2 separate regions of the Mus musculus genome follow, and region 2 is linked to region 1. The links are chromatin contacts, found by Hi-C or POLR2A ChIA-PET in ENCODE. All regions are on one chromosome and are shown on one strand. Each heading gives the region's core, a stretch centred on a gene start or an enhancer-like site at or near the end of the contact. The rest is flanking DNA. Distances are from core to core; before and after follow the strand shown.

Evidence for each region. Hi-C counts contacts between places; a loop is a spot of excess contacts on that map. ChIA-PET counts read pairs that join two places held with the same protein, here RNA polymerase II (POLR2A).
Region 2: a loop to region 1 is called in a map of v-Abl transformed pro-B cells, with 2.1 times the contacts of the local background. The contact joins the promoter of Tmbim6 here to the promoter of Tuba1c in region 1. A Hi-C loop is called at or near these places in 1 of 37 maps with a recorded cell type or tissue (v-Abl transformed pro-B cells). POLR2A ChIA-PET finds 5 or more read pairs at or near these places in 3 of 5 experiments (Patski and embryonic stem cell).

Annotation. Positions count from the first base shown.
Region 1 is chr15:99,028,619-99,032,651 of GRCm38, reverse strand. Tuba1c (tubulin, alpha 1C) reads right to left here and starts at 2,761. Exons shown (of 4, transcript NM_009448.4): 1 at 2,228-2,761. The coding sequence starts at 2,230.
Region 2 is chr15:99,390,525-99,394,478 of GRCm38, reverse strand. It overlaps Tmbim6 (transmembrane BAX inhibitor motif containing 6), which reads right to left and starts at 1,532. Exons shown (of 10, transcript NM_026669.4): 1 at 1,439-1,532.

The DNA of each region.
Region 1 (4,033 bases), core at 1,512-4,011:
ACATGAGAAATGTAAAATCTTTACAAACAAGCCTGTCTCCTGGAAGCTAAGAAGCCAAAGCCAAGAGGAACAGATGAATCACTTAGTCTAGCCTCGACTGGATTAAGAGGCTTGCTGGTGTAGCAAAGCCAGACACTTAAGCCATGCTTGCCTAATAGGTGAGCCTGGGGCTTTTCTGAACTGTATCTTTGTGGGTTTGCTTGATCAAAAGCTGTTACGGCATCCCTCTTTCAGAATACAATTCTGAAAGTTTCCTGGGGTGTGGGAGGGCTGTAGGATAGCCTGGGAAAAGAGCCTACTAGTGAGCCTGATCTCGGAACTGCAAGGAAAGCTGCCCTCTCCTGCCCCCACCCCCAAGCATACCAACTATCCAAACGTACACTCCACACAAGTGAATAAAACAAAGAAGCCAACAGCTTTGGGGGCTGGAGAGTTAGCTCAGATGAGAGAGGTCTTGCCTAACTATGTGAAGTTCTGTGTTCCATCCCAGCACCACACAAAATGGTGGCTCGGGCCAGTAATCCCAGTCCTAGTGTGGGAAGGAGGCGACCAGCAGTTCAAGGGTCACCCAGGACTATAGACAGAGGCAGCTTGCGCTACCTGAGGGCTGTGCACCTCACTTCCCCAAAGCTTCCATAGACCTTAAACAATACTGGGATGGGGTTTTCTTTAAAAAAAAAAAAATTTTTTTTTTTTAGATTTATTTCTTATATGTAAGTACACTGTAGCTATCTTCAGACACACCAGAAGAGGGCATCAGATCTCATTAAGGATGGTTGTGAGCCACCATGTGGTTGCTGGGATTTGAATTCAGAACCTTTGGAAGAGCAGTTGGTGCTCTTAGCTGAGCCATCTCTCCAGCCTTTCTTTTAAATTTCTATTGTCAGCTGACCAGGTGCAGGCTAGGTAAATGGTCTCTCAAATAGTTAAAACTTATTTAGCAGGGAGGTTCCTTTTACCGAAATTATTCACTCTGTAGCCCGCTCTAGCCTGGGACTCACTAGGGACTAAGGAGCCCCAAACTCATGATGAGCAATCCCCCTCCCTGTCTCAGCCTCCAAAGTCTAGAGAACTAGCCACTCTCCTCCAAGCCGGGCTGAGTTCCTGGTAACTTTGTTTGCTTTTGAGACCGGGTCTCATTGTGCTGGCTGACCAGAACTCAGAAGATACTCCTGCCGCTGCCTCCAGAGCCCAGGGTTTGATAGCCTCACCCATTTTTTTCTTGAAAACTGAACTAATACATTGTTAACCAGGTGAATAACCCTAGCTCTTGGGTAGTGGAGACAGAAGGATCTTGGTTTTAGTTGAAGGTCATGTTTGGCCACATAATGATTTCAAGACTGGCATGAGCATAAGACACTCAAAAACCAAAGTGCAAGCCAAGTGGTTTGCCTTTCATCTCAGCTCAGGTAGCAGAGGCAGGCAGAGCTCTGAGTTCCAGACCATCCTGGTCTACAGGGTGAGTTCTATTACAGCCAGAGCTACAAAGAAACCCTTTATCGAAGGAAGGAAGGAAGGAAGGAAGGAAGGAAGGAAGGAAGGAAGGAAGGAGAGAGAGAGAGGGGGGGGAGAGGGGAAGGGAGAGAAAAAAACCCGCTGTTGGTAGTTTACTCTAGCTTTAAATTGAAAAAAAAATTTTTTACGGACATTTTTTCTTAACTGGGCTAAATATAAATATGCCGTTGAAGTAACACTAAAAACTAGGCTGGCTTAGGGGATCTGACGCCAATTATTCCCTCCTACGGAGGAGCTCGCCTTCTCAGGTGCACAGCTGCAGCTGGAAGGGCCGGGGACTGGCCACAGGTGACTCAGCAGCGAGTCACAGGGCGTGGAGACGGTGCCCGGAAGTATTTGCTCAGTCCTGTCCAGAGCGCACGAGGTCCTCTGGGCTATCCCAGCTGGGAGAGCGACATCATTTGAGGAAAATGGAGACCTTTGAGTTTCTCCAAACTCTCGTGATCATTGTGAAAGTTCCCTGCCTTTCCGGGAGCGACCGGCGGCCGAGACGGGATGCTCTCCCAGGAGGATCGAGACAGAGGATCGGGACGAGCCCTCCAGCCCAAAGCGACACTAGTTTAGTGGACTAGGCTCTCACACCCCAAACGCCAGAAGCCAGTCTAACTGGAGGCGGCCGTCGTGGGGCTATTGCAGGTATCGTCTCCCGGGCAGCCCTCAGCTCCCGCGGTCCCTTCAGACGACCTCGCCGCTACCCCAAAGCCATACTCACCATATTTAGTCCTTGAAGTGGTCCGCGAAAACTGAGGAAGTGAAAAAGGGTGACGAAGATCTCCCACTAACAGACTACCAAGGAGTCCGGGGGAGAAGCTGTGTAAGGTCCGCCTCCAGGACAGGGCTTATATACCCTGGCCGGGCCACGCGTCGGGAGGGCGGACACCGGACCCCGCCCCGGGCCGCAGCGAAGCCGATGATTGGCGGGTTCGAAAGTTCAAATCAAACTCCGTAGAAGGAGCTGGAAGTGGGAAGGGGAGGAGACACCCAGGGTCCACGCCAGGGCCAGGTGGGGCGGGGAAGAAGGTGGGGAAGGCGATTGGAAGTTGGAGGACAGCGAGATCTTTGTGGAGCTCTGGCCGGAAGAAAGTCCCAGGTAGAGAGGGGGGCGGCCTGGCTCAGCCACCGGGGACTCACAGCTGATCGCCGCCGCACTTGTGGCTCGGTCGCCCCACCCAGGCCTTGGAGCCCGGAAGAGTGAGCCAGAGAGGTGACCCGGGGCTGCCGGCAGGGTGGTGACTGCGACAGCTTCAGGGGGCCAAGATGGAAACGCCCAGTCAACTTGACGGCACAGTGGGAGGGGTGGAGCTGAAGTTAGCTCAAGCCAAAGCCGGTTACAACATCACCAGGGTTGCAGCCCCTGAAGGCAATCTTTCCTAACCTAGGTCTCAGTTGCCTCCAATGGGTCCTAAGCACCTTACTCTTTACTCCCGCCTTCTAGAAGGCTAGCCCTCTCCTCCTTCCTCCCTTCTCCCCACCCTTCCCCCAAGTCCTGAGGATATTTGCCAGAGCATCCCGAGCGCCCTTTTATTTTCGAAGGCAGAGTCTGCCTCAGCTCCTCTTTAAGCAAACATTCCGAGTCTTAAGAGCCTTAAGAGGCACAAAATTATTCGGCCCATTATGAGAGGAACTCGTAACTCCCCCCCGCCCCCCAAGATGGGTCCCCGCTGCAGTGCTCAAGCTAAACCCAGGCGATCCACACTAATTCCTTTCTCTGCGTCTGTGGGATGCAGAGTTCACTCTGTAGTACCACATTCTCTCTGGCCCAAGAGCCCGGGGGCTCCTCTCCTCATTTTACAGTCAAGAGGAGAGGAGAGTTCGGGAAACAAAGCAGGCAAGTGTCTCCACCGCGGGAGACGTTGGACTTCCCTGCCCCACTGCCCTGCACTAGACAGACTTGTCTGAACAACTCCGCAAAGCAGATTTCTCAGAAGTGCCATTCAGTCCTGCTGAGGAGATAGACAGATCCCTGGGAAAGTTTAAGGAACTGGAGTGGTGTGCTTGCTTGTCCTCTTCATACTAAGGAGAGAGAGACAGGAAGAGCCTGGAGCTCACAGGCCAGCTGCTCTTGCAGTATCAGAGTTCAGTGAGGAACCTTGTCTCAAAAAAAAAAAAAAAAAAAAAAAAAAAAAAGGTGGAGAGTCATAGAGGAAGACGGAACATATTGACCTCTGGCCTATGCACGTACACAGAATCTCTCTCTCTCTCTCTCTCTCTCTCTCTCTCTCTCACACACACACACACACACACACACACACACACACACACAAATTAAAAAGCCGCCCTTATTTGAATGTGATGATGCATACCTGTATTTCAGCAGGCAGGGGACAAGACTGGCAAATTTGATCCAGGCTACTTTGTTTCAAATAGAAAAGACTAGAATGCCAGGGATGGCTGTGAAAAGTGGTACAATACAGGCAGACAAGATGGCTCAGTGGTAAGGTCATTTGCCACCAAGCCCGAGGAACTTGGGAGTTTGACTCCCAGGACCTATCCAGTGTAAGGAGAGAACCAACTGTAA
Region 2 (3,954 bases), core at 283-2,782, 360 kb before region 1:
AACTGGAAAGGCTAAGTATCCGAATTAATGTCTCCCCTTCCTAGTCGTTAGGAAAGCAGGGCTTCATTCAGATGGACAGAGGGAGAGCAGGACCCAGGGGCGCAACCTGATTTCCCCATGATGAATAATGGAAGTGGAAAAGTGGATCTAAGTTACAGGCTGTGTTTCTCAAGGACTCCAGACACTCTCTACTAGGGGAAAACTGAGGGGAATCTAAATGTCCACTTGTTCAAGTCAAAGCAGAAAACAAATTAGACAATAAAGAAACACCAAAGAAAATAAATGTAGCAACTACTGACTTAAGTGTGTTAGCAGAAGGCATGAAAACGTGATTGGGCAATTCAGGGACTTCCTGAATCATACCTCTCTCTTAAGATACCCATACAGCCACAAGGTAAACCACATACAAATATTAATAAGTAACTACAAAGTCTGGCATTGACCTTCAGCCTTCAAATTCCTGTCTGTGTTTCAGGCAGTCAGCTCGTCCGAAGTGTTACACATTCACAGGTAGTTTGTGTAACTGGAGAGTCTCAAGTTCAAAGTGGTTTTGTTGTTTGGCCAACACAAGCCTGGTTGGACAGGCAAAGCAACCTGGCCTGGCACCAGACAACTTGTTTTTGTTTTTGTTGTTTAAAAAAAAAGAAAAGGAAAGAAACGAAGGCAGGCAAGCCAAAGCCTACTTATCAGTCAGTCCAAGAAAAACAGTACCCATCGCCGCCCTTCCGGGGCAGACTCTGGAACTCACCCAGGGTTCAGGACGAAGCAATCAAGGCCACCTCACCTGTCCAGAGGCAACCAATCAGATCAGAGTGGGGCTGCTCCGTGGGCCTGGGGAGCCAGGCTAAGCCCGGGGCTTCTCACCTCGGCCTCTACCATTGGCTTCTAAGTAACTAAGGAATCTCGAGTGTCATAAAGAAGTGTGACATCACCTGGCCCGCCGTGACAGGGCAGCCTTATAACCAGGCCTACCTCAAGTCCCCAACCCCGACGGCTCACCCAGGCGAGGCAGAGGAACCCGAGAAGGAACAGCCGAGAGGCGATCGCAGGGTGGGGCGGGGTGACCACAACGACACAGCTTTCTCTTTCGTTTACCTCAAAGTCAGGGGTGGGGGACCCGTCCCGAATTCAAGCCCTGAACTCGGCTGAGGGTGGAAGGGACGCAAGCGAGGGTCGCTAAGAGGCCTGCCTTCGCCACAGACACAGGTCCAACTGCCCGGGAGACCCCGCAGACTCGCCCCCGCCGGCGCTGCTGCGCATGCGCGGCATTAGTTCCTCCGCGTCCCTCCCCGCCCAGCTTTCCTTCGATCTCGACGCAGAACAGGCCGGGTTGCCTAAGGAGCTGATCCGTCCGAAAACGGAAGCTACTACCCTCTCCCGCGCTTGCTCCCTCCCTATCCCTCACTCCGGGTTTGCCCGATCCTAGTTTCGCACGTACCTTCTCAGCCCACCTCTCCGGAGCTTCCCTGCTCTGCTAAAACCGGATGTGCTCTGAGTCTCCGGGGGTTGGCGCTGGAAGTCTACCCACACCCGCCCCCTAGGGAAACCCCGCCCTCAGACCTGCCCAGGCGAGTTCTCATTGGCCCCCGGCTGCACTGCTCCTGTCCGTTATCTGCACGTTCATAAACAGCAGCCGCTTTCGTCAGAGTCATTGGCTAATACCCCTGTCAATCAAGACTGTAGCCACCAACCCGCACCTTAGCAATAGGCCTCCGCCTTCTTCCCCCTACATAGGAAGGATGGACGTCGGGCTTCAGACCCATGGAGTAGGAAAAGTGAAATGGGGCGTGTCAGGCTTAGACCGTTGTCATGTGAGACCACCCACCCATGACACTAAAATGTCCCAAGATGCTGGTTTTAAGCCTCTCATGGGATGGTAATGAAGGAAAGCGAGGCAGCTCTCCCTGGGATCTCTGTTTTGTTTTTTGAGACAGGGTTTCTCTGTCCTGGCCTTCCTGGAACTCACTCTGTAGACCAGTCTCTTAAGTGCTGGGATTAAAGACATACGCCACCGACACCCGGCTTTCTCGAGACCTTTTAACATTGAATATAATGGCGCTTACGCTTCAGAGCACCTTTGAAGGGCCAGCCATTCTACAGGGACCCAGGGACCCCAGCCTGGAGGGTCTGAGGCTACCCGGTAGCTCAGGAGCCCCAAGCAAACTGGCTACAGAGACCACAACCACCTGCATGGAAGTGAGTGGTTTTTGGTAGTTACCCAAGGCCCTGCAAGTCAGGTGTAACGGCCTCAAAGACCTGGTCTTGCAATCCTAACCAGCTCTTTAGAGACCTGGCCAAGGGCGGTCAAAGAGCAGGTGGTTCCCTGGCTCGCCACGTCCCTTAGGGCGTGTTCCCTAGTTGGAGCATAACCTAGTTGGAAGGAGCTGTGAAGCTAATTTTAAAAGAGAGAAAAAAACCAAAAACCAGGAGCCTTTATTTTCTTATTTTTATTTTTTGTGGCCTATGCTTTTAAAAATCAATTTCACAACTCATTAGTACTGTCTGAAATCACAAGTATAGAATGGGTTCCAGCTGGATCCTGGGTAGTTGAGGGCTGCATGCTGAATTAGGGCCCTGAAGGACTCCAGAGTGAGGCAGCCTGAGGAGTGTGTAGAGGAAAGGTGGAAGACCATCTGAGCCTCTCAGTTCTGCTTCCAGCAAAGCCCTTAGGGCTGACCATGGTTTGGGCCAAGGTAACTTTTACCTACTACACACTCAGGAGGTAGAGGCGAGCAGATCGCTGGTCTGAGAGCAGCCTGGTCTATAGAACGAGTTCCAGAACAGCCAGAAATACCCAGAGAAAGCACGGAGAAACGGGGTTGGGGGTTGGGCAGATCAGAGACAGAGACACTAGAGACAGAGAGGAGGAGGAGGGGATCGAATGGGAGGAGGTGGAGGTGGAGGTGGAGGTGGAGATGGAGATGGGGGGGGGGGGGACCAAGTAAGCCTGCACTCTGGAGGTGGAGGCTAGAGGATCTGAAGTTTCTGGACAGTCTGAACTAAGGACATCGTTTTTGATTAGTTTTTCCCAACTGGGAACTCTTGCACAGGTTATGCTCCAACTGGGGAACTAAGGGAGGTGGGGAGTGGGGAACCACCTTATGTAAGTTAAAATTAACACGTTTTAAAAAACCTGCCAGGTATTGGCATAGGCCCTTAAACCCAGTATTTAGGAGAGGGAGGGAGGCAGGTCTCTGAGTATGAGGCCCTTTTGGTCTGTATGGTGTGAGGCTCTGTCTCAAAAAAAAAAAAAAAAAAAAAAAAAAAAAAAACCGTAAGAGAAAATGAAATAAAAGGGAAAAGAGATGGTTCAGCAGTTGAAAGCACTGATTACTCTTCCAGAAAAACTGAGTTCAATTCCCAGCATCTGCTTGATAACTCAACTATCTGTAACTGCAGTTCAGGGGATCCAACATCCCTCACACAGACATACACGCAGTGATCATCTTGGCATTTCTGCTTCCTTTAAACCACAGACATATTATAAGACTGTGTTTTATTTTAGTCCCAGGTGTGGGGTATGGGGCTGCTTTAGACTGTCCACAGCATCTGACTAGGATTTACCTCCTGCTCTGGCAGGATCATGATTTTGCCAGCTGCAGATAGTTTTTACAAATTGTGTGACATTTGGAATTCTGAGGACTTTTCAGAGGACATAAAAATGCCAGAGCCTTGAAAGGTGGGGTGGGTTGTTATTTGTTGTTGGTTGGGGTTTGTTAAGTAGTCATTACCAAAGAAGAAAGGAGAAGAAATTAGATAATCTTGACAGCGAAGATCAAACTTGTCCCCAGAAACTCGACCCCCCCTAATCAGCAGGAAGTAGTCTAGCGATAACATGGCCTCCTTTCCTCTCCATCCGTTTTCCTCTCTTAGTGAGTGAGGGGGTCATGAGGGAGGATAAACAGGGAAGAGAGGAAACCACAACTTAGCAAGGGACAAGCTACACATGCATGC